Regions from separate parts of the Homo sapiens genome. Here all the other regions are linked to region 3. A link is a loop called in an ENCODE intact Hi-C map of the cell type or tissue named here. Cell type or tissue: Caco-2. All regions are shown on one strand. Region 1 has its middle 81 kb from the start of SMAD4. Region 2 has its middle 83 kb from the start of MEX3C. Region 3 overlaps LINC01630 (long intergenic non-protein coding RNA 1630). Region 4 has its middle 61 kb from the start of MEX3C. Region 5 has its middle 70 kb from the start of LINC01630.

Evidence for each region. Peaks named below come from ENCODE experiments on the same cell type or tissue, not always from the same donor. Only the 100,000 strongest peaks of a DNase experiment are listed, where the experiment ranks them.
Region 1: a loop joins it to region 3, with 31 times the contacts of the local background. A loop is called at or near these places in 30 of 110 quality-filtered maps.
Region 2: a loop joins it to region 3, with 11 times the contacts of the local background. A loop is called at or near these places in 12 of 110 quality-filtered maps.
Region 4: it touches region 3 in a loop (4-fold over the local background); 3 of 110 quality-filtered maps call a loop at or near these places.
Region 5: a loop joins it to region 3, with 14 times the contacts of the local background. A loop is called at or near these places in 3 of 110 quality-filtered maps.

Annotation. Positions count from the first base shown.
Region 1 is chr18:51,108,483-51,113,482 of GRCh38, reverse strand. No RefSeq gene overlaps it. Among named protein-coding and RNA genes, the nearest start is that of SMAD4, 81 kb to the right of the region's middle. RefSeq lists a silencer at 2,957-3,066 and enhancers at 2,809-3,308, 3,309-3,810. In Caco-2, a CTCF peak has its summit at 2,980 (motif pointing left); no DNase peak of the experiment used is centred here.
Region 2 is chr18:51,277,984-51,282,983 of GRCh38, reverse strand. No RefSeq gene overlaps it. Among named protein-coding and RNA genes, the nearest start is that of MEX3C, 83 kb to the right of the region's middle. In Caco-2, a CTCF peak has its summit at 4,774 (motif pointing left); a DNase peak (open chromatin) is centred at 3,113.
Region 3 is chr18:51,534,588-51,539,587 of GRCh38, reverse strand. The region is part of intron 1 of LINC01630 (long intergenic non-protein coding RNA 1630); the gene reads right to left. Among named protein-coding and RNA genes, the nearest start is that of LINC01630, 150 kb to the right of the region's middle. In Caco-2, no CTCF peak of the experiment used is centred here; a DNase peak (open chromatin) is centred at 1,907.
Region 4 is chr18:51,133,788-51,138,787 of GRCh38, reverse strand. No RefSeq gene overlaps it. Among named protein-coding and RNA genes, the nearest start is that of MEX3C, 61 kb to the left of the region's middle. RefSeq lists enhancers at 1-875, 876-1,855. In Caco-2, a CTCF peak has its summit at 2,817; a DNase peak (open chromatin) is centred at 647.
Region 5 is chr18:51,319,448-51,324,447 of GRCh38, reverse strand. No RefSeq gene overlaps it. Among named protein-coding and RNA genes, the nearest start is that of LINC01630, 70 kb to the left of the region's middle. In Caco-2, no CTCF peak of the experiment used is centred here; a DNase peak (open chromatin) is centred at 2,547.

The sequences.
Region 1 (5,000 bases), 430 kb after region 3:
GGAGAACAGCAGCTAAGCAGCTGGCAGACCAGCAAGAAGGAAAGAGAGAAAAAGAAAGTCAGAGAAAGAGGAAGAAATAGAGACAAAGAGAAGGAGTCAAAGGAAAGAGAGAAAGAGACAGGAAGTCAGAGAAAGAGACAAAGAAGAAGTCAAAGAGATAGAAAGAGAGATGGAAGTAGTAAAGAGAAAAACAGTGTACCCTATTCCTTTAAAAGCCAGGGTAAAGTTCTGTTTACCCAGCCAAGGCATATTTTTCTATGTGGAAGATCGACCTATATCTGCCTCCCCACTAACTGGACAGGCACCTGCACCTTAGTCTTTCTAAGTCCCAACATTAACATTGCCCCAGGAAATCAGACCTTATCAGTACCCCTCAAAGCTCAAGTCCGTCAGTGCAGAGCCATACAACTAATACCCCTACTTATAGGGTTAGGAATGGCTACTGCTACAGGAAGGGGAATAGCCGGTTTATCTACTTCATTATCCTACTACCACACACTCTCAAAGGATTTCTCAGACAGTTTGCAAGAAATAACAAAATCTATTCTTACTTTACAATCCCAAATAGACTCTTTGGCAGCAGTGACTCTCCAAAACCGCTGAGGCCTAGACTTCTTCACTGCTGAAAAAGGAGGACTCTGCACCTTCTTAGGGGAAGAGTGTTGTTTTTACACTAACCAGTCAGGGATAGTACGATTTGCCGCCCGGCGTTTACAAGAAAAGGCTTCTGAAATCAGACGCCTTTCAAACTCTTATACCAACCTTTGGGCAACATGGCTTCTCCCCTTTCTAGGTCCCGTGGCAGCCATCTTGCTGTTACTCGCCTTCAGGCCTTGTATTTTTAACCTTCTTGTCAAATTTGTTTCCTCTAGAATTGAGGCCATCAAGCTACAGATGGTCTTACAAATGGAACTCCAAATGAGTTCAACTAACAACTTCTACCAAGGACCCATGGACCAACCCACTGGCACTTCCACTGGCCTAGAGAGTTCCCCTCTGGAGGACACTACAACTGCAGGGCCCCTTCTTTGCCCCTATCCAGCAGGAAGTAGCTAGAGCGGTCATCGGCCAAATTCCCAACAGCAGTTGGGGTGTCCTGTTTAGAGGGGGGATTGAGAGGTGACAGCATGCTGGCAGCCCTCGCAGACCTCGCTCGCTCTCGGAGCCTCCTCTGCCTGGGCACCCACTCTGGTGGCACTTGAGGAGCCCTTCAACCCACTGCTGCACTGTGGGAGCCCCTTCCTGGGCTGGCCGAGGCCAGAGCCAGCTCCCTCAGCTTGCGGGGAGGTGTGGATGGAGAGGCACGGGTGGGAACCAGGGCTGTGCACAGTGCTTGCAGGCCAGCGCAAGTTCCGGGTGGGTGTGGGCTTGGGGGGCCCATGCTCGGAGCGGCCAGCCAGCCCTGCTGGCCCTGGGCAGTGAGGGGCTTAGCACCTGGGCCAGCAGCTGCTGTGCTCGATTTCTCACCAGGCCTTAGCTGCCTCCCTGCGGGGCAGGGTTCAGAACCTGCAGCCTGCCATACCTGAGCCTTCCCCCGCCCCGCCACCGTGGGCTCCTGCATGGCCCAAGCCTCCCAGACGAGTGCTGCCCCCTGCTCCACGGCCCCTGGTCCCATTGACCGCCCAAGGGCTGAGGAGTGCAGGCGCATGGCGCAGGACTGGCAGGCAGCTCCACCTGCGGCCCCGGTGCGGGATCCACTGGGTGAAGCCAGCTGGGCTCCTGAGTCTGGTAGGGACTTAGAGAACCTTTATGTCTAGCTAGGGGATTCTAAATACACCAATCAGCACTCTGTATCTAGCTCAAGGTTTGTAAACACACCAATCAGCACCCTGTGTCTAGCTCAGGGTTTGTGAAGGCACCAGTTGGCACTCTGTATCTAGTTAATCTGGTGGGGACTTGGAGAACCTTTATGTCTAGCTAAGGGATTGTGAATGCACCAATCGGCACTCTGTATCTAGCTCACAGTTTGTAAATGCACCAATCAGCACTCTGTGTCTAGCTCAGGGTTTGTAAACACACCAGTTGACACTCTGTATCTAGCTAATCTAGTGGAGACACCGAGAACTTTTGTGTCTAGCCCAGGGATTGTAAACGCGCCAATCAGCACCCTGTCAAAACGGACCAATCAGCTCTCTGTAAAACAAACCAATCAGCTCTCTGTAAAATGGACCAATCAGCAGGATGTGGGTAGGGCCAGATAAGAGAATAAAAGCAGGCTGCCTGAGCCAGCAGTGGCAACCCACTTGGGTCCCCTTCCACACTGTGGAAGCTTTGTTCTTTCGCTCTTTGCAATAAATATTGCTACTGCTCACTCTTTGGGTCCACACTGCCTTTAAGAGCTGTAACACTCACCACGAATGTCTGCAGCTTCACTCCTGAAGCCAGTGAGACCACGAACCCACTGGGAGGAACGAACAACTCCAGCGGGAGGAACGAACAACTCCAGATGCGCCATCTTAAGAGCTGTAACACCCACTGCGAAGGTCTGCACCTTCATTCCTGAGCCAGCGAGACCACGAACCCACCAGAAGGAAGAAACTCCGAACACATCCGAACATCAGAAGGAACAAACTCCGGACACACCGCCTTTAAGAACTGTAACACTCACCACGAGGGTCCGCGGCTTCATTCTTGAAGTCAGTGAGACCAAGAACCCACCAATTCTGGACACAACAGGATGTCTCCTGGAGGGCCCGGCAGCCTCACAGTGAAGATCCAGACTCCGCAGAATCCAGGTGCTGGGAGCGTCCGGGCAAGGCTGGGCCTGGCGGGCTCTCTGAAGGCAGCGGTCCAAGCCCACCCAGCCTCGGGCTCTGCACAGGGCCAGCCCCTCAGGGACTGCGGTTGACGACTCCGGGCTTGGTCCACTACGCCCACCTGGGTCCCGGGACATTGTCTATCTAGCCCGGAGGAGCTGGGAGGACAGAGGCGCCTCGGGAAACGCGCGCCTGCTCCCTTCGCGGGGCAAGGGCGACACCCAGTGGTGGCCGTGGGAACTCGGCTGCGTGGTATCCCCAGCCCGGGGCAGGCGCTGGGGCCCTCTGACCCCACTGCCCTCTTCCCTCTCCTCCCTCCTGCCCTGCTCCCAGCCCGCCCTGCAGACCCTGGCCCAGTTCCCAGGCTACCGTCAGCGCTGCTTGCCCCAGCTCCCTCCGCCCCACAAGGGGCAAACCCTGGCCAGGGCGGGGGCACCCCGGCTCTTTCCCAGGGTCCACCGTCCAGGGTGTCTTAGGTGGCCTTGAATACCAGGGACTGCCGCCCACCTTTAACTCCAGTCTCGCCCTGGGGTGCATGGCCCCGTTACCTGTGGGCCTTCACAATAAACGCAGCTCCTGCTAGCCCCTTCTCGCTGGGAAAATCCGCCTCCCCAGTGCATTGAGGGGACCTCGCGCTGTCACCTCGCAAAGGGCTCGCTCCACACCTAGAATCTGGAGCTCCCTTCACCTGCAGAGCCAGGACCACACCTGCCGCGGTGGTGAGCCTTGGAGGAGGCCACCATTCCCCAAACAGGACACTGAACAGTCCCTCTAGGCCAAGTTTATGACCGGCGTGTCCACTTCAAAGGCCACGGACATCTCCCAGACTTAACACTTTTCCATTATGCGTCCCTTTCACTTTCGGTAGCGAGGTCTCAGGAATGCCTTTCCAGGCTCCAGTCATATCGTTAAGATCGTTACGTACACTTTTCTCACTTTATGCTCACGCCAAACCTAAGAAGTTAGGTATTTCCGTCAGTGTTTTACAGATGAAGATACAGCGTCTTTCAAAGTTAAAAACGTTGTGAAGTTCCAACACACAGTAACAGAGCTAAGATTTGACCTCGGGAGGGACAGATGCCATAATCTCTTAATCTGACACCTGAACGTTCAGTTACTGATTCCTGTAAACCTGTAGGAAGACGTATTATTGTGGTAGTGTGGTCACCCACGGTGGAATATTTCGCACCTTTACTCTCCCTCCTGTCTGAGTAGTCCTTTGGTTGGTTTTCAGTGTACCAAGGACAGGTACTTCCAGCTCACCAGAGGTGACAGCTAAGTCCTCCTGCCCCAGTTCCGCCCTGGGTGTTCCTCCGACTTGCTCTGATCCCACCGCATGTGCCCCTCAGCCTTGGCCTCTGCAGGCCAAGGATCTGCATTCCCAGCGGGTTCCCTTAAGGACACTGCAATGTGGCCTGGCTTGGCCCAATACTATAATAATTTCTCCTTAAAGAAAGCAGCCTGCCAGGGCATTAAGTCAGCTACCATTTTGCTCAGCAGAGAGTCCACCTGCAGCCCCCAGCACAAAGCCTGGTTCACAGTGGGCACACGCTGCACACTTGAAGAATGAATGACCCCAGGCTGGATGGCTCACGCCTATAATCCTAGTACTTTGGGAGGCCAAGGGGAGTGGATCACTTGAGACCAGGAGTTTGAAACCAGCCTGGCCAATATAGTGAAACCTGTCTCTACTGAAAATACAAAAAATTAGCCAGGCATAGTGGCAGGCACCTATAATCCCAGCTACTTGAAAGGCTGAGGCACGAGAATCACTTGAACCCAAGGAGGTGAGGGTTGCAGTGAGCTGAGGTCGCGCCACTGCACTCCAGCCTGGCCGACAGAGAAAAAAAATATATTCCCATGGTGCTCTCCCTGGTGTCAATCTGTATCTTTTCTTTTTCTAAGGACACCAGTCATAGTGAACTGAGGCCCACCCTAATGACCTCATCTTAACTTGATTACTTCTGCAAAGACCCTGTTTCCAAATAATGTGACATTCACAGGTACTAAGGGTTAGAATAACATCTCTTTTAGGGGGACACCATTCAACCCGTAACAGCAGTGAAGGGCAATGTACCTGTGGTCTCACTGTCAATTAAAACCAAAGCTCTCAGGGCTTGGTTTGTCACAGGAAAGGTCAGCGGCGTTTATGAGGTTGGGTTGCTTTACACACTGCAGAGATGTACTGGTTTCCCCCATGACTCCTTTCGCTTTTTATTGGTCCATCAGTAATGTTTTTGTGGT
Region 2 (5,000 bases), 260 kb after region 3:
AAAACAAAACAAAAAAAAGACATGGCCGGCTGCAGTGGCTCAGGCCTGTAATCCCAACACTTTGGAAGGCTGAGGCAGATGGATTACTTAAGGTCAGGAGTTCAGGATCAGCCTGACCAACCTGGTGAAATGCTGTCTCTACTAAAAATACAAAAAATTAGCTGGGTGTGGTGGTGGGCACCTGTAATCCCAGCTACTAGGGAGGCTGAGGCATGAGAAACACTTGAACCCAGGAGGCAGAGGTTGCAGTGAGCTGAGATCGCACCACTGCACTCCAGCCCGGGAGACAGAGCAAGACTCCACCTCAAAAAAAAAAGAAAGAAAGAAAGACATAATCTTTGCCTTCCAGAAATTAACAATCAGGTATGTGACTTATACTCAGATAATGACAGATGGGTACATTTTGAAAATCCTGTAAGAGAAGTAAAGACACTGTGCTATGGGAGGCTAACTTCCAGTGTGGAAAGTTGAAGACTTCATGGAGGAAGTGGAATTTAAGCCTGACAGAAATGGGGGAAAGACAGTCCAGGAAGAAGAAACAGTCTAAGTAAAGGCAAAAAGATGGGGTAGTGCATTCAAGAACTGCTGAGTTCCATTTAGCTGAGAGTAGTTTATCTGCAATGGACTGAAGTTTGTATCCCCTCAAACTTTGTATGTTGAAATGCTAACCCCAAAGCAACAGTATTTGAAGACGGAGTCTTTGGGAGATGATTAGGTCATGAAGGTGGAGCCATTATGAATGAGATTAGTGTTCTTAGATGTGTAAACCAAAAATAAAATTCTAAGCCCTTCAATTGACTGATGAAGCCCCCCTCTCAGCCAAGGGCATTCCAAAGTAAAACTAGTTCAGGCTGTGATGGAAAGCGGAAGTCAGACATGCTTCATTATACCCTCCTCCTTTTGGAATTCAGGCACAAATTGTCAGTGCTAACATTAAAGCAGAGATCTTAAGATTGATAAAACAGACTCTTTGCAGCAATAAGATACCAAATTCCAACCTGACTCTACTATAGCATCACATGATAGATAGTAGGCCCTGAAAGAAATCGAAGTATTTTGCCCTAAAATTTATTTATTTGACATATTTTGAAATGGCCCTGCAAAGCTGCCTCTTGTAGGGAAAATTACTCTCTAGAGAATCTCCTTCCCTTTCCAGGTCTTTTCCCTGATCTAGGAGAGAATCAACTCTTTCAACCAATTGCCAATCAGAAAACCTTTGAAACCACCTGTGACCTGGAAGCCTCCACCTCACCCCACCCCACTTGGAGTTGTCCTGCCTTTCCAGACTGAACCACCGTGCACCTTACATGCATTGATGGATGTCTGCCTGTAACTTCTGTTCCCCCTAAAATGTATAAAATTAAGCTGTGACCCAACTACCTTGGGTATATGTTCTCAGGACCTCGTCAGACTGTGTCATCAGTCATGGTCCTCACATTTGGCTCAGAGTAAATCTCTTCAAATATTTTACACAGTTTGACTCTTTTCATTGACATAAGAAGAGGCCAGAAGCCAGGTACAGTGTCACACACCTGCAGTCCCAGCTACTTGGGAGGCTAAGACAGGGGTATTGCTTGAGCCCAGGAGTTTGAGTTCAGCCTGGGCAATACAGAAAGACCCTGTCTCTAAAAAAGAAAAAAAAAAAGAAGAAGCCAGAGAGCTAGTCAGCTCTCCTTTTTCCAGTGTGAGGACACACCAAGAAGATGGCTGCCTGTGAACCAGGAAAAGAGCCCTCACCAAGAACCCAACCCTGCTGGCACCCTGGTCTCAGACTTCCATCCCCCAAAACTGTGAGAAATAAATATTTGCTGTTTAAGCCACTCAGTTTGCAGTATGTTGTTACAGCAGGCACTGTCTAAGGAGAAGGAATAGAAGATGAAGTCAGGCAGGAAGGCAGAGGCCAAACTTTGGAGGCCTGAATGCTGGGCCAAGAAACAGGGAGTTTTATTGACAACATTTAAGCAAGGAAGACATAGTCATAAGTGATCAGATATAATTGGCCACAACTATTTTAATTTAGAGATTAGATACCTAACCAAGAAAGACAAGAAAAGATGTAAATTGCCTACTCTGCCTTAAAAAAATAACAGGCCGGGCGCGGTGGCTCACGCCTGTAATCCCAACACTTTGGGAGGCCGAGACGGGCAGATCACGAGGTCAGGAGATCAAGACCATCCTGGCTAACACAGTGAAACCCTGTCTCTACTAAAAATACAAAAAAATTAGCTGGGTGTGGTGATGGGCACCTGTAGTCCCAGCTACTCGGGAGGCTGAGGCAGAATGGCATGAACCCGGGAGGCAGGGCTTGCAGTGAGCCGAGATCGCACACTGCACTCCAGCCTGGGTGACAGAGCAAGACTCTGTCTCAAAAATAAATAAATAAATAAATAACACAACCATTGCCATTGATGTGGACAGATTCCTGTTCATCTATGGATCATGCAACATAACAATGGATATGCACATTGTCCCACACCTGCCATTTTGATGTGGGATGCTGTTTGCTTACAACTCAAAAAACTTCATGTGTGCTCAATCTTTATAGTTTGTTTGTGCAGGTCTTTCTCTCTGAGCTGGTGTCCAAGATTTCCAGACAGAAGGAAGAGCAAGTGTACCCTCTGTGTCCAGATCCTTAAATGCATCTGAGCCGCCTTTGACCCCACCTGTCCCCACACCTTGATTTCAACCCCACGAGTGGGGCAAATGAGAACCTCTCTCCTGTCTCCTTTCTCTCTCTCTCCCAGTCTCCTCCTTCCAGCCCAGAAAGGGTCTTTACTGCCTTCCTGTATGGTGAGAAATTGCTCTATATGACATCCTACCTAATTTCCTCTCCTATTGTTAACATGAATAAACTCAAAACTCTAATCCTCCAGCTTTGATTCACATAGAACCCACAAACCTTACTTCTCCCAAAGAAGCTGGCTCTGCACATAAAAATCTTGCAAATGAAAATCCTGATTATTATCTCTGAAATGTACCTGAGACCCTATCTGGGAAGTCAGGAACTGAAATTGATCTCTAGTCTTCAGTTAGATTTTGCAAAGCCCACTGTGTAGTAAATGATTTAACTTTGCTCAAAGAGCGGTCTGGACTTTGCTGTTGGCCCCTGGGCAGTCATCTCTAAGCCCTTGGAATGTCCTGCCTGATAACAGTGTCCTTGTTTTCTAAGGGACTTTGGACTACACCAGAAAGTCCAACAGTGTGATTTATAGTGAAAATTTGAGTCATATGATATCAGTTCAATCTCTAGAGGAACTGGAACCTGAGGTCAGCCATGTGGAAAGTTGACCATGAAACCTCAGTACAAACTCTTAGACTACCACAGTGGCTCATGCCTGTAATCCTAACACTTTGAGAGGCTGAGGTGGGAGTATCACTTGAGGTCAGGAGTTCAAGACCAGCCTGGGCAACATAGCAAGACCCTGCCTTTACAAAATAAATTTAAAAATTAGCCAAGCATGGTGACGCATGCCTGTATTCCCAGCTACTTGGGAGGCTGAGGCTGGAGGATTGCTTGAGCCCAAGAGTTTGAGGTTACAGTGAGCTATGACTGTGCCACTGCACCACAGCCTGGATGACAGAACAAGACCCTATTTCTAAAATAAAATAACCCTGGTCACCCAGGCTCAGGTGAGCTTCTTGGTTGGCAGTACTCCATATGTATTATCAAATATCTTTGCTGGAAGAGTAACACTGTCCATGACACTAGGAGAAGATGGCTGAAAGCTCCATGCTTGGAATTTTCCTGGACCCTGCCCTACATGTCTCTTCCCTTGGCTGATTTTCATCTGTATGCTTTCCCTGTACTAAACTGTAACCATGAGTATAACAGCCTTCAGTGAGCTCTGTGAATCCTTCTAGAAAATTCTAGCAAATGACCAAATGTGGGGATGGTCTTGGGAACCCCCTGAACTTACATTTGGTATCAGAAGTGAGGGTGGTCTTGAGGGCTATTTGTCTAATTCTTCACCCCCTGATAGTAGCTGCCACATCCTCAGTGGGAAAAGAGGACCACAGAGCAACAAAAATTAACTGCGATGAGAATTAGACAAGATAATAGTTCCTAATACACACATATAAAAAGAAAACCAACAGTGCACACTAGGTGAATGCTAATAGTGAGATGCAGGCTCTGAGTAGTACCAAATTCAGAAGAAGGAACAGTGACTGTGGATGAAAGTGGTGAGGGAAGACTTCCTGGAGGTGGTGGGACTTGAACTGGGATTTTGAGGATGTAGAGAAATTAAACAGGCATAGTGAAGAAGAGCATTCCAAGTAGGAAAGAATATTTACATCAGCTTGCTAAACTGGCATATCGATTAGAAGTCTAGAGAGTAAAGGTTACAACAGAAAATTAAGGTATTATTAGCCTTGAAAGCTTCCTGATGTTATTTATCTCCATGGGCTCCTTCATTAGCCAATCACTGTAAAAATATTTTCAAAATACCAAGAATCCCATTGCTAATTTGGAACACAGAGGCAAGAATTCTATTCTTGATTCTTTGATCTTTTCCACAGCCCATGCTAAACATATCTCTCTGAAAGAGTAGATTGGCCTTGAGAAAGATGGGATCGGTGAAGACCCATGGCCTTTGTACTCACAAGAAAGCCTTGGGAGTCAACGCTGCCCAATATCAGCCATGCCAGAGGATGAAAGTGCACTGCCCAACATCAGCCATGCCAGAGGATGAAAGTGCACTGCCCATCTCCAGCAGGTGCCAGTCATAGAGGATGAAAGCAAACAGTGCCCCCTAGAGGTGTGTGATGGGGCTGCCCTGTGGGTAAGGAAAAGCTTTAAGGCTGCAAGCCTGATGTAAAATCACTGGCTCCAATAAGAGAAATTACAGAGCATGGGCTCCTATACTGAAGGCCATAACATAATTAAGGTTAAGGAAACCAGGCGTCATGGTGCACGCCAGTAGTCCCAGCTACTCAGGAGGCTGAAGTGGGAGGATCGCTTCAGCCCAGGAGTTCAAGGCTGCAGTAAGCTGTGATCATGC
Region 3 (5,000 bases):
ATAAAGAAGATGAAATGTCAGCTGGGTGCCGTGGCTCATGCCTGTAATCCCAGCACTTTGAGAGGCTGAGGCAGGCAGATCGCTTGAGGCCAGGAGTTTGAGACCAGCCTGGCCAATATGGCGAGACCCCATCTCTACTAAAAATACAAAAATTAGCCTGGCATGGTGGCATACACCTGTCATCCCAGTTTCTTGGGAGGCTGAGGCAGGAGAATTACATGAACCCAGGAGGCAGAGGCTGTGGTGAGCAGAGATCGCACCACTGCACTCTAGCCTGGGTGACAGGGCAAGACTCAGTCTCAAAAACAAAACAAAACAAAACAAAAAAACAGTTGAAACATGAAGAAAGGCATGAAGATGTTAAATATCATAATGCATCCAGAGATCTGCAAGTATTTTAGATGTGTCTGGATAGTAAGATGTGTATGGCAAGGGAGAGAGATCTGAGATTAAAGGCTGTGAAGAACTTTGTACAATACCCTAAGGAGCTGGTGCTTCATTCTAAAAGCAAGGATAAAGTCATTGAAGGGTTTTAAGAAAGGGGAAAATATGAGGGGTTCTGATTGTGAGAAAGATTAGTCTTTGGACAAATATAAAAGGAAGGTTAGGAGTAGAAAAGTCAGTGAGAAAATCTACAATAGTCCAGGCAAGAGAAAGTGAGAAAATGAACAGCAGCAGTTTGCAGTGGGCTTGGTGATCAAGATATATATATATATATATATGCGCGCGCGTGTGTGTGTGTGTGTGTATTTTTTTTTTTTTTTTTTTTTTTTTTTTTTTTTTTTTGAGAGAGACAGGGTCTCACTCTGTCACCCAGGCTGGAGTGCAGTAGCACAATCTCAGGTCACTGCAACCTCCGCCTCCCGGGTTCAAACGATTCTCCCGCTTCACAGTAGCTGAGATTACAGCCTCAAGAGTAGTCAGGATTACAGGTGCCTGCCACCAAGCCCAGCAAACTTTTTGTATTTTTAGTAGAGATGGGGTTTCACCATGTTGGCCAGGCTGGTCTTGAACTCTTGACCTCAAGTGATGCACCCGCCTCGGTCTCCCAAAGTGCTGGGATTATAGACGTGAGCCACTGAGCCCAGCCATTGTCCCTTATATATTAAGGTGGTAGAATAAAGTTGACTATGTCATAACAGTGAGTTATTCATCCCAGTATGTGCATTGGAATTGAGGTGAATTAATTCCTTTTCTGTAACATTTTCTAATAAATTGCATCTACTTCTTGAGCTTAAATTGAATAAATAAAGTATCTCACAAAAATGTAAAGTTTTACTGTATTCATAGCCTTGTGGTTAAGATTATACTCCGTAGGAGATACCAATAAATATGCTTATGTAAATGGCAGACCATCACAGGAGAGTTTATTCGCAAATGAAGTTGTGAGAAATTTCAGCAATAAAATAGCAGATAAAGTAGTGATAATTTAAATTTAATAATTCAGAATATATATAGGTATAATTTTAAAGGGACATGTGTTCCCCCTGGCTAATGTTCTTTCTTGTTTGCCATTTTATGTTCATCAGTTTGTTAATATTCTTTAACCTCCTCTCTTATCTTTAAGACAAAAGGTAATGAACTAGCCCGATGCTTTGTATTCCCATAGTCACTTGGGTTAATAGTTTTCCTTTTCCTCTTCTACTTTCTTTAAATCTATTGAGATTTGTAGCAATAGTTCAGCCATAATTATGACCTAGAAAAATTGTGAATAGGAAAATAGGGCAATCACTTCACTATGTATATGTATATCAAAACATCATATTGTATGCTTTAAATATATACAGTTTTTAAAAGAAAGAAAAATGTGGCTTTTAGTTTTCTTTTTCAATGTATGTTAAGTGCCTAGCGCAGCAGCTGGCCGGAAGGAGGAGCTCAGACGCAGGCAAAACAGGGCTTGATCTGCATCCTGCTAGTCCGTGCCCTCCCATATGCAAATGAAGCCCTGGCAGAAGAAGTCCATCCGTTGAAGTGCTTCCTAGTGAACTCTCTGCCATGTCTGCTATTTAGTTCCTTCTACGTCTTACCCAGAAAATAGAGGCTTGTTTAGGGCTATTATAGTCAGTAATCTTTCATGATAAATAATCATAAATCAGACATGCAGAATATCTACTCTCCTCCTAAAGAAAAAATAAGTAATTTCTTACAATGCCAATCAGTTGGTTTGTTTTTGCTCCAGTAGACTGGCTGAGAGCCATTAATAGAAGGAAATGCACATTGCAGGTAACTGGAAGGATAAATCTTAGTAAAATTAGTACAATAAACCTTTCTCAATTACAAATATACTTCATATAATTCTAATACAGGTGACCCTGGCTTTAAGCCTGCTGCTGAACTTACAATCCTTCCTACTTTGACATTACTGTAAAGACCAAACCCCATACTGAGGACTATTAATTTCTGCAAGCAATGCTTCAGCATTTTGATTGCCAGCCTGATATGCTTACCGAGTATCATATGACAATAACTCAGCTACCATGGTCTACAGGTACACTTAGAGTAAGTGAATCTCTTTCAAGCTGCTCTACATTTTATTTTAGCATGTTTTCTGTAAACTTTTAAATGCCCTGCTCTTCATTGTGTCTAAGAAAAAGATGTGATGGAATGCATAGAGTACCAAAACTACTTAAAAAAAAGGTGAGATAATCCATCTCTTTGAAAAGGAAACATGAGAGTTTTAACAGTAAGAGAAATGAATGTGAATGAGCAAACTTCCAAGTCCACTTGTCACACTCACAAACACAAGCACAACTCTGAAGTTCAAGGAAACATCTCTGGAGACTCTGAAGAGCACTGAGCCAATGCAATGGTATTTTTAAAAATAAAATGGAATGATTTATCACATGGAAGACCTTACATTGTGTGATGGGGGGTGCCAAAGCCATGCTCCACTTCTTTGTCTAGTTGAATAGAGCAAGTCACCTTGGAAAGGGGCTTCCTTAGTCAAAATATAATTTTCAAGGGCCTCTCTTATCTAATAGATACTCACTGCTCCAGAAATGTCTGTAACAGATTTTTTTTTAATGTTCTGACAAAGGCAGGCCCTTGCAGTGTGTAACTTGTGGCAGGAGAAGTTACACCAAGTTTAATGATTTTTCTTTAGGCTTTTTAAGAAGGCAGGAACAAAGACCTCAACACTTGCTCCCCAAAATTCAAAGTTAAGAAAAACAGAGTAGATCAGGATTGGCTGACCCAAGTTCTGCTGGCCAAGGAGACCTAAAGGATATTAAAAGTAAACTCACCACTGGGACTGAGCTGATGTCCAGTTCCAGCACAGGAATCTTAAGAGTTCTGGTCCAGGCTGGAGCTAGAAGCACCTCTAAACTTGATTGCCTGGCACCATAATTCCTGCTTTGAAAATGCAATGGCTGAACATGCAAATTCAAACAACAATGAAAAGGCTCCAGCAATCAAGCCTGTGGCACTACAAGCAGAACCTGGGTAAGCACAAGCATTGTTCCAGGGTCTATAAGAGTCCATTGTAACCTGCAAGGCTAACCTTCAGATAAGATATAGAGCACCTGCAAAAGCACCATCAGGGCTGACCTGTTTCTACATTTATCACACCAGAATTTCAACTGATTAGAAAATTGGAAATGAAGGAAAGTCCATAGAATGAAAACATTAACTGCCTGTTAAAAGGTCATGTCAGGAATTGAACATTTAATTCAATATAAATTCAATAAATTCAAAAATTAATTCAAAGTAATTGTGTTTCTAATGAAATTAAGAAGCAATTCCAGGCCGGGCACAGTGGCTCATGCCTGCAATCCCAGCACTTTGGGAGGCTGAGGCCGGTGGATCACCTTAGCTCAGGAGTTGGAGAGCACCCTGGGCAATATGGTGAAACCTCATCTCTACTGAACGTACAAAAATTAGCCAGGCGTGGTGGCGGGCACCTGTAATCTCAGCTACTCAGGAGACTGAGGCAGGAGAATCGCTTGAACCTGGGAGGTGGAGGTTGCAGTGAGCCGAGATAGAGCCATTGCACTCCAGCCTGGGCGACAAGAGTGAAACTCTGCCAAAAAAAAAAAAAAAAAAAAAAAAAGAAATAATTGCATTTACAATAGCATCCAAAATAATGAAATACTTAGGAATAAAGTTAACAAAAAAAAATACAAAACATACGCTTTGAAAACTACAAAACATTGTTGAAAGAAATTAAAGAAGATCTAAAAACATAGAAAATCGTCCCAAATTCATCGATTTAAAGAATTCATGTTGTTAAAATGGCAATATTCCCCAAACTGATCTACAGTTTCAATGCAATCCTAATCAAAACCCGAGCTGCCTTTTGGAAGAAACTGACAAGCTAATCCTGAAATTCACATAGAAATGCAAGAGACCCAGTATAGCCAAAACAATATTGAAGAAAAATGAAGCTGAAGGATTCACACTTTCTGATTTACTACAAAACTTACTACACAGCTGAAATAATCAAGACAGTAGTGTGCTACTGGCATAATGATAGACATATAGAGTATAATTGAGAATTCAGAAATGAACCCATACATTTATGCACAATTGTTTTTCTACCATGATACCAAGACCATTTAATGGAGAAGGAATAGTCTTTTCCACAAATGGTTCTGAGAAAACTGGATATTCATATACAAAAAAAAAAATGTGTACCACTTCCATACACAAAAATGAACTAATTTTTAATTCAAAATAATTGTGTTTCTAATGAAATTAAGAAGCAATTCCAGGCCAGGCACGGTGGCTCATGCCTGTAATCCCAGCACATAAAAGTTGATCATAGTCCTAAATGTAAGAGCTAAAATATAAAACTCATAGAAGAATGCTGTATTAGGGTTCTCTAGAGAGACGAAACTAGTAGGAGATATATATATATAAAATACTTAATAAACTTCCCTTTACATATATATATCATATATATGATATAGTTATATCATATATATGATATATATAATAGTTGTATCAACTAACACTCTACTGTAAAAAGCATGAGTCTCCCCATCAATCTGCATCCTCACCTG
Region 4 (5,000 bases), 400 kb after region 3:
GACGGAGCAAAGCAAAATCAGGTAAGGAATAGCATTTTGTAAACTCGAAAGTGTTAGGCATTACTAGTTCCTTTTCTTCAGGGTAGCCTTTGCAGAACCACTGGAAAAAGAGTTTGCTAAGCAAATGAAGGGTGTCGCCACCTGGGCAGAGGGAAGGTTTTGCCTAGAAAACTATTCTCTGGCATTTCAAAATAAACATTTGACCGCCATCACAAATGATTCTTAAATCATTCTTCCAGGGCCGGGTGCAGTGGCTCACGCCTGTAATCCCAGCACTTTGGGAGGCCGAAGCGGGCAGACAGCTTGAGCCCAGGAGTCCGAGACCAGCCTGGACAACACGGTGAAATCCCCTCTCTACAAAAAAACACAAAAATTAGCTGGGTCTGGTGGCACGTGCCTGTAGTTCCAGCTACTCTGGAGGCTGAAGTGGGAGTTTGATCCCGGGAGGTTGAGGCTGCAGTGAGCCATGATTGAGCCACTGCACCCCAGCCTGGGCCACCAAGCAAGACCCTGTCTCAAAAAAAAAAAAATCATTCTTCCCCTAAGTCACCCAGGAACCCCTGCATGACAGGGCCTCATTTGACCACACCTGGATTGGAATGTCCCACACGTAGTTGGCTCTGAAGAAATGTAAGGCTGCAGGACTGCTCCAGGGCCTCAGCTGGGAACCCCGCCCATCCCTGCCTTGAATGGAACCTGTAATAAGCCTAGTTTCCTAAAGCTCCCGGGGAGGCAGGATCAGTGGTTGAGAGCCAGGCTTTTGTGGCTGCGTTGAGTACTAGTCACAACTCACCGGCTGTGTGCCCTTGGGCAAGTCACTTCATGGTAGCCTCTGCAAGCCTTCCGTTTCTCATCCATACAACAGGGACGGGGAAAGCCCCTCCTCACAGGGTTGCTGTGAGGATTACATGATTCCAAGCACTGAATAATGCCCAGCATTCAGGGAGTCTTCATAAAGTATTGGCTGTCACGCTCAGGGAAGAAAACCAAATCTAACTATGAAAAGCCAGTTTCCTCGGCGTAGCCTCATTGTGAGCTTTGGTGCCAGAGATGGACTCAACTGAATGGTGGCTTTTCTCCGTGAGCATCCTCTGGGCCTGAGAAAGGACAGCTAGAGGGGCCTTTGGCCTACGCCTCAGCGGACTCAGGTTTCGGCTGATACTCGGTGGCAAGTTCCTGAAGAAGAGCCAGTAAGGCTTGTCACAAAGGTCGATGGTAAGCGAGGCCACCCACCCACACCGCTGAAGCTGCCATGAGCTGTGACCCCAGCTGAGAGACCACAGGCGGACCAGCGAGGTTCCTGCGCATGCGCTATGCTGCTCACTTCCCGGCATTGAGGCGCTGCACCCAGCCTCCCCTCCTGGCGGGGACCCTCAGCCCCAGACACAGCCACTAGCCTAGGCATAATTCAGTGTTCCAGCTTACTTAGGAGAGCCCGGGAGTTCATTTCAAAATGTCAAATGATCCTTGGTGACTAATGGCCCCTGCTGTGCTGAATATCTTCACAGAGGCTGTCCTTCCGCACCCCCAGGGCTCTGCACTCCGGAAACATCTATCTTGGTGTCTGTGGCAAGGAGCTGCCATGTCGTCAGATCGCCCAAAAAAGCCAGGGAGCCACAGAACTGCCTAGATCCTGCTGGGGTGAGCACTGGGGAAGTCTTGGCCAGAAGGCATTCTCTAGGAATGGAGGATGGGAACACATAAATTCAACCACCCAGAAAAAATAAGCAGAACGCTGGACAAGTGGATCTCACAGGGTGTACTCAGAAAACAATTGGATTATTTTATCATTTCCCCCTATAGTTTGCCCATTGAAACCTGCTCTGTGAAGATAGCTCTGATCCCACACATGCGTGAATTTCCAGCAGGTTCTATACCTCTCCTGCTCACTCCCAATTTTAAAAAGTCCTGTAGCCACTGTTTAAAATTTTTCATTGTGGAAATTTTCACACATCACCAGAAAAAAGACAATGGTACGGTGGATTGCCGTGTAACCAATCACAGCCATGTTGTTGTTATATGAATTCCCACCTCACCCCAACACATTTTTTTTTCTGGAATTTTTTTTTTTTTTTAATTGAGATGGAGTCTTGCTCTGTCACCAGGCTGGAGTGCAGTGGCGTGATCTCGGCTCACTGCAACCTCTGCCTCCCGGGTTCAAACGATTCCCCTGCTTCAGCCTCCTGAGTAGCTGGGACTACAGGCGCGCACCACCATGCCTGGCTAATTTTTGGTATTTTAGTAGAGGCAGGGTTTTACCATGTTGGCCAGGATGGTCTTGATCTCCTGACCTCGTGATCCGCCCACCTCGGCCTCCCGAAGTGTCAGGATTACAGGCGTGAGCCACCACGCCCAGCCTCTGGAATGTTTTAAAGCAAACCCTCTGATTAATTTTAGAAACACAAACTGCCTTAGTTCAGTAATGAGTAAATCCACACCAGCAGAATGATCCAGGACTCTCAAAACTTCACTTTCAGCTAAAGCTTATGCTGCAGCCTGGGAGCCTGCCTTTCAGCAGGGGGCCTGGGTGGGTGTTGCCTGTGTTCCCCACCTCAAGTTTCTCTTCCTTGCCCTCACAGCTGCCTATGGCTACTTCAGGGTCAAGAGCAGTGGGATAGTGAAGAGGGGCGATGTTCCCACTGGCCCTGACCGGCTAGAGGCAGTGTCAGCTACGAGTCCCAGAGCGGGCTCTTACTCTGTGCTCCCTGGGTCTTGCCTACTCAGAGCTGGCACAGAGCTGACTGCTGGACTGGACAACAGTGCATGAGCTGAGTAAACTGAGCCCGGGATTAAGAGGGGAGTCTGATCGCTGATGGTGGAAACAGATACTGGAGTCCCTCCTTACCTGCAGGGGATATGTTCCAAGCCCCCTAGTGGATGCTTGAAACCACAGGTAGTATGGAACCCTACCATCCTATATAGGGTAGGGTTACTACCCTACTATCCTATAAGGTTTGTTTTTTCCTACACATACATACCTATGGTGAATGTTAATTTATAAATTAGCCACAGTAAGAGATTAACAATAACAATAATAAAATAGAACATTTATAACAATATGCCAATATCACTACTCTTGCACTTTTGGGAGCATTATTAAGGCAAAGAAGAGTTACTGGGACACAAACACTGTGATTCTGTGACAGTGGATCTGATAACTGAGGCGTCTCTAAGTGACTAACTTGGTGGGGAGTGTCGGCAGCATGGACATGCTGGAAAAGGGATGATTCACATCCCGGGCAGGACAGAGCAGGACAGCACAGTATTTCATCATGCTCATCACGCTACTCAGAACAGCCACGATTTAAAACTTACGAATTGTTTATTAGCAGAATTTCCATTTGGTGTTTTTGGACCGAGGCTGACCTCGGGTAACTGAAACTGTGCGTGGATAAGGGGGACTACTGTACTATCTGATTGCTGGGCTGGACAGCAGTGTGTGCCAGGTAAGCTGAGTATGCTGTGGTCGTCTTTCACTATGAAGTTTTTTTTTTTTTTTTTTTTTTTTTGAGACAGAGTCTCTCGCTTTATCACCCACGCTGGAGTGCAGTGGCACGATCTCGGCTCACTGCAACCTCTGCCTCCTGGGTTCAAGTGACTCTTATGCCTCAGCTCCCAAGTAGCTAGGACTACAGGCGTACGCCACCATGCCAGGCTAATTTTTGTATTTCTAGTAGAGATGGGGTCTCAAATTCCTGACCTCAAGTGATCCACCTTGGCTTCCCAAAGTGTTGGGATTACAGGTGTGAGCCACCACATGTGGCCGATGAAGACATTTTCTCAGTGGAAAGAAAAATGTGGCCGAGGGAAGGCAGGGAGAATATGAACTGCTTTACCTACTGGGGGAGATGCAGGATTCTCTTCCTGCTTAGGTAATCTAGCAACTCTCTTGGGAATGTGGCAGTTGCTGGCACTTCTTGCCTTGGAACTGCGCTTTCCGATTTGGTAGCCACTAGCCACAGGTGGCCATGGAGTGCCTGAAATGTGCTGTGAGTGTAAGACACAGACTGGAGTTCCAAAACTTGGGGTGAAAAAGTAATGTAAGATATCCCATTAATATGTTTATATTGATCACATATTGAACTGATATGTTTATATGTTGCATTAAATGAAATGCATTATTAACATTAACTTTACCTATTTATTTTTAATTTTTATTTTTTTAAAATTTTTAATATATTTTTGAGACAGGGTCTGTCTCTGTCACCCAGGCTGGCGTACAGTGGCGTGATCTAACTCACTGCCACCTCTGCCTGCCAGCCTCAAGCAATCCTCCCACCTCAGCCTCCTGAGTAGCTGGGACTACAGGCACCCACCACCACACCCAGCTAATTTTTAATTTTTTTAATGTGACTACTAGAGATTTAAAATTACCTCTGCAGTGCACTCTTAGAGACTCAGCTAAAACCATGAGTGAAGTTATTACCTTTAGAAAAACTCCTTCCCCACCCCCCAAACTTGGTCTTGGAGCCAGTGAAGGTTTGAGCTGGATGAGTGTCTAGTTGGACCCCTTCACATTACAGATGATAGAACTGAGGACTAGAGACGAATGACCTGCTCAGCTTGCAGTCAACCATGTGCACTTAAGCTATGTCAAGCTGTTGCTGAAAAACGGTGGAAAAGGTGGGTGACAAACTTGCAGAAAATGCTTAGTACATTTATATTTCAAAATGAAATCTTTCAGTGTCTCTCACAGAATGACAGCTGAGGGGCGGGAGGGCTGGACTGCGGACCTTCCCCACGGCCTGTGGAAACAGCAGGCCGAGTGCCAGCCGGCACGTGGCTCCAAAGAGGTCTGGGTCTGAGGTCAGTGAACTGGCAGCCTGAGGCTGAAATCTGGCCCTCAGACCTGTTTTGATTGGCCCAAAGTGTTTGAAACTTTCTTGAATCATTTGCCAGCATTTAAACATTGAGAAATGTAAAAATAAATAAATAAATACAGGTTTCTGACTTGTCTTGAAAAGTTTGCCCTGGCGGCGAAAGGCTTGCTTTCCTGCCTG
Region 5 (5,000 bases), 220 kb after region 3:
TAGTTTGAGAGAGGCCACTATCCCAGGAATAGAAAAGAGGAGTGTATGTGTACGTGCAGATGTGTGTATGGGTGTGTGCTTGGTGGTGGTGGGATGGGAAGTGGGGAAGGAGGGAGATGGAAATGGCAGTTAAGATTCTAAAAAGCAGGCACTTGGAGCTAACTCACTGGCTGAACCAATTGCTGGTAATCAAAGGGAATGCAATTAATGGATGCTGAGCTCACAGAGCCACGAGGAACGTAAAGTTAAGGTCTGTATTCTAGCCTTCACTCACCACATGTTTCATGCCTCATTTTCAATTACCCGTTAGGCAATTAACTATGCAGCTTAAATGAAATGTGTGGAATTCAGGAGAGATTAAACCTGATAGACTCAGCTAGTAAAGCTTTAGCATTCAGAAGTTTAATGAGATGATAATGGGGAAGAAACTGCCCTAACCCTTGCTAACCCAGGCTATACCAAGTCTATCATGCAATGTCGAGAATATGCAGCAACCACATAGCACTCAGGCAGAGTAGATGCTTCCACAAAGCCTGAGACACCTGATCTTCTGGGAGCAACCTGTTCTTATCCCCTTTACCCCAACCTCCTGCTTTCTCAGACCCTCCCAAGAATAACAGGAAAATGTAGCTCTCAACAAATCTTAATATTTGGGAGATTTTGTGTATTCGCTTTGTTTTGGTTGAGCTACTCACAGACAGTTTTTTCCTCTCCCAAATTACTTAACTTTTTTCTTACTCATTTTTTTCTAAACTAGCAAACAGATGTTCTTGATGAGATAGCTAATTTTTTTAAGTGAGCCATTTATCAATTGTCTTTAAGGAAAATGGGCTTCTGGGGATGGTATTGAGTGTAAATACCAGAGACATGAATTGGCTCTCTACTCTGTCCATCAGACTAGCTAGATGATCTTGCAAAAGTCACTTAACTGTTTGTACAATTATGCATTCATTCATGCGACAAATATTTACCACACACCAACCATGGCCAAAAAAAAAAAAAAAGACCATGTTAGGTATTATGTAAGGAGGTAGAAAGATATAAAGGATGGGATCCCCAAGGAGATCAAAGTCTCTGTGTGAGATTCAGTATCTGCTATGTGTCAAAGCCAAGCACAAATAAAGTGTGACAGGAATTCAGGGAGAAATCCTTCTGGTGGTAGGAGATCCCAAAAGACTCAATAGAGGAGACTACACTTCAGCTGAACTTTGAAGAATAAATGAGGTTCAGAAGGCAGAAAAGGAAGTGGAAGGTGAAGAGCAAAGCCTGAAGCAGGGCAGAATAATACAAAATATGTTCAGAAACTAGAGGTGGGAGACTTTCTTGGTCAGGCTGAGACATTGAGACCCTGGTATTTCAGGTAGAATAAAGCAAAGGAAAGCAGAGAGCAGGAGACCAGTTTGCAGGCTGATGGACCAGGTCAGATGTCAGCTAAGACATGACCCAGTGGGAGGGCAGTGGAAGCAGAAAGAAATGGACTGAAGCAAGAAACATAAATAGAAGTATTTCTCCCAATTCCAGAAGTCACCTTGGGAATACGGAGGATATTAAAGATGCCTGACATTGTCAGGAAGGTGTTGAGGATCATTATGGTAATGACATTAAGAGTTTAGGCTGGCTGGGGTGGAACATTTCTCATATATATATATTTTGAGACAGAGTCTCAGTCTGTCGCCCGGGCTGGAGTGCAGTGGCACGATCTCAGCTCACTGCAACCTCCACCTCCTAGTTCAAACGATTCTCCTGCCTCAGCCTCCTGAGTAGCTGGGATTACAGGTGCCCACCACCATACCTGGCTAATTTTTGTTATTTTTAATAGAGATGGGGTTTTACCACATTGTCCAGGATGGTCTCAAACTCCTGACCTCAAGCGATCTCTCGCCTCGGCTTCCCAAAGTGCTGCGATCAACGGCGTGAGCCACCGCACCGTTTCTCCATTTTAGAATACTGGAGATTTCTGTGTTAGCCAAACCTCCTGAGGAGGCCGACAGGAATTTAAATGAAGGGCTATAGTTTAAAATAAATCACAGCCTCCATCTCCTCATCTGCCAACTGATGGTTTAGACCAGCTCAGTAAGTTCGCACCCTGGATGCCCATTAGAATGTCCTGGGAACTTTCTGAAAACACAGATGTCCAGGCGGCACCCCAGACCAACTAAGGCAGAATCGTTAGAGGTGAGAGGTCCCAGTGGGCAGTCCCTGGGGGAGAGTGCTTGGAAGGAAATGCCCAGCCCTTTGATGATTCTTCTTTTTCACCTTCTGTATAGACTGTGGGAGGAAAAGAGTTCAGTGACTTTTACTCAAATTGACCAAAATATAAAACAGATTTACCTTTGATCAAGAATCTTCAATAGAGAGAAATACCTTACTAAGTATTCCAAAATGAAGGCTTGTTTCTATGTTCTGTAATCCCCCTACTGGAGGCATTTTTTTTTCTTTCCCCAGAGAGAGCTACAGAAAAGAAGGATTAAAAGGAAAAGAATCCTGAGTCTGGAATCTTGGAGGTGTTGCAAGTCAGGGCAGGTTGAGACTTGTGCTGCAGACACAGCCATTTCTCCACTACGGCCTCACTGACCATCCCCCACACATTCTTTATTCCTTATGATGTGGAAATCTCTTTCCATCTAGTTTCTTATTTGCTCCTAAAACCACTCTGTGAGTTAGATTATTAATGTTCATTTTATCAATGGGAAACAAAGGCTTGAAGATAAGAGTGGACCTTGCCCACATCCCCCCATTAGTAAAGCCAGGATTGGAAAGGACACAGGCCTGAAGGCTGGATTCTTCCCCCACCTTCTGCTGCCTCCACAGAACTGGAAATGTCAGGAATCTAATGGACACATCGATGATAATTCAAAAGTAAAGATTTCTTAACTAAACATTCTCCCCATCAGCCTGTGAACTATTTCCTTCACCAAACTTAGAGCTGGAACTCAAAGTATGGAGCAAGACTGGCTGGCTTTAATTATTTTCCCCTGCATCTCCTCTGTTCTTTCCTCCACCCAGTGGCAGAGACGCCTAGGAGCCTGAAACTTGGAAAATGCAGGCAGAGCCGAAAGACAGAGAAGCAAGCAATATGTATCACTCAGAAGCTGAATAATCTTGTCTCTTGACCAGGTCTTAGCTGCATAGGAAAGGCTGAGGAAAGCCTGTCTGGAGTAGTGCAGATGTGTCCAACCACAGGAGTCCCTTTGGTATGTGGCAGGTACTCAAACATTTGCTGAACAAGAATTGAGGATTCCACTCCGGAGACTTCACACTATCTTGTCAAGAAAAACACAACTAGTCTTTAACTCCCCTCCCCCAAAAAACTCTAAATTGTATGTCATTTACATAATTTTTTTTTTGAGATGGCGTCTCTCTCTGTCGCCCAGGCTGGAGTGCAGTGGCCAGATCTCAGCTCACCGCACCTCCGCCTTCCGGATTCAATCGATTTTCCCGCCTCAGCCTCCCGAGTAGCTGGGATTACATGTGCCTGCCACCAGGCACGGCTAATTTCTGTATTTTTAGTAGACGGGATTTTCACCATGTTGGCCAGGCTGGTCTCAAACTCCTGACCTCAGGCAATCCACCCTCTTCGGCCTCCCAAAGTGCTGGGATTACAGGTGTAAGCCACCACGCCCAGTACATTTACATAAATTAACATACCATATCATATGGTTTGGCTGTGTCCCCACCCAAATTTCATCTTGAATTGTAACTCCCACAATTCCCACGTGTCTGGGAAGAACCCAGTGGGAGGTGATTGAATTATGGGGGCGGGTCTTTCCTGCACTGCTCTCGTGATAGAGAATGAGTTTCATGAGATCTGATGGTTCTAAAAACGGGCGTATACTTGCGTAAATTCTCTCTGCTGATGCCATGTAGGAAGTGCCTTTTGCCTTCCGCCATGATTGTGAGGTCTCCCCAGCCATTGAACTGTGAGTCCAATAAACCTATTTTCTTCCCAGTCTTTATCGGCAGTGTGAAAACAGACTAATATACTGTAGATAAGTCAATACATGCTGTCACAACCAGAGAGAAGCATATGGTTCACATCATTCTCTCAGGAATCAGTGGGTTTCAAGGAACAGAAATCCACTCAACTGGCTGGGTGAAGGGGCTCAGGCCTGAATCCCAGCACTTTGGGAGGCTGAGGCAAGCAGATCACTTGAGCTCAGGGGTTCGAGACCAGCCTGGCCAACGTGGTGAAACCTCGTTTCTACTAAAAAAAAAAAAAAAAAAAAAACACATACAAAAATTAGCAGGGTGTGGTGGCATGGGCCTGTAGTCCCAGTTACTCTGGAGGCTTGAACCGGGGGAGACAGAGGCTGCAGTGAGCTGAGATCATACCACTGCACTCCAGCCTGGGCAACAGAGCAAGACTTTTCATCTCAAATAAAAAATAAATAAATAAATCCATCCGACTGTGGATTCCAATCAAAAAGAAATGCCTTGTAGGACATGCAAAAATTCCTGCCCTGGAAACAGACCTTGTTCTACCTCTCCAGAGCTATGTGTTTTTTCCCAGATCTTGCTCTCTCCTCTCCATTTCTCTTTGAGCTGCATTATAGACACAAGCCTATGTCAACTGGACCTTTCAGGACCCCTTCACTCTCTCTGTCTCCAGTTTCAAATTCTCAAAAGAGAGAATCTGATTGGATGCTGGCCAACAAGTGGATTGGCTGGACTCTGGTCAGGCATCCACCACAGATCCAATCAGGGGAGGGGAGGGAGCATGGTACAAACAAAGTCTACCTGGATCCCACTTCTCCTTCCACCCAGACTACTGGTGGGGAGAGTAGTTTCTAGTAAAGAAGGCTGTGGGTAGGACAAGAATCTCCAGAAATTTCTATTGTGGTCGTTATCCCATATAATTCTAAGAAGTCATTTGAATTAAGTTACCTCAAATAAAGACCAAGTGTGTGAGTCCCTGTATCTCCTTTTTTTTTCTTTTTTTTTTTTTTTTTTGAGATGGGGTCTCTGTCTGTCGCCCAGGCTGGAGCACAGTGGTGTGATCT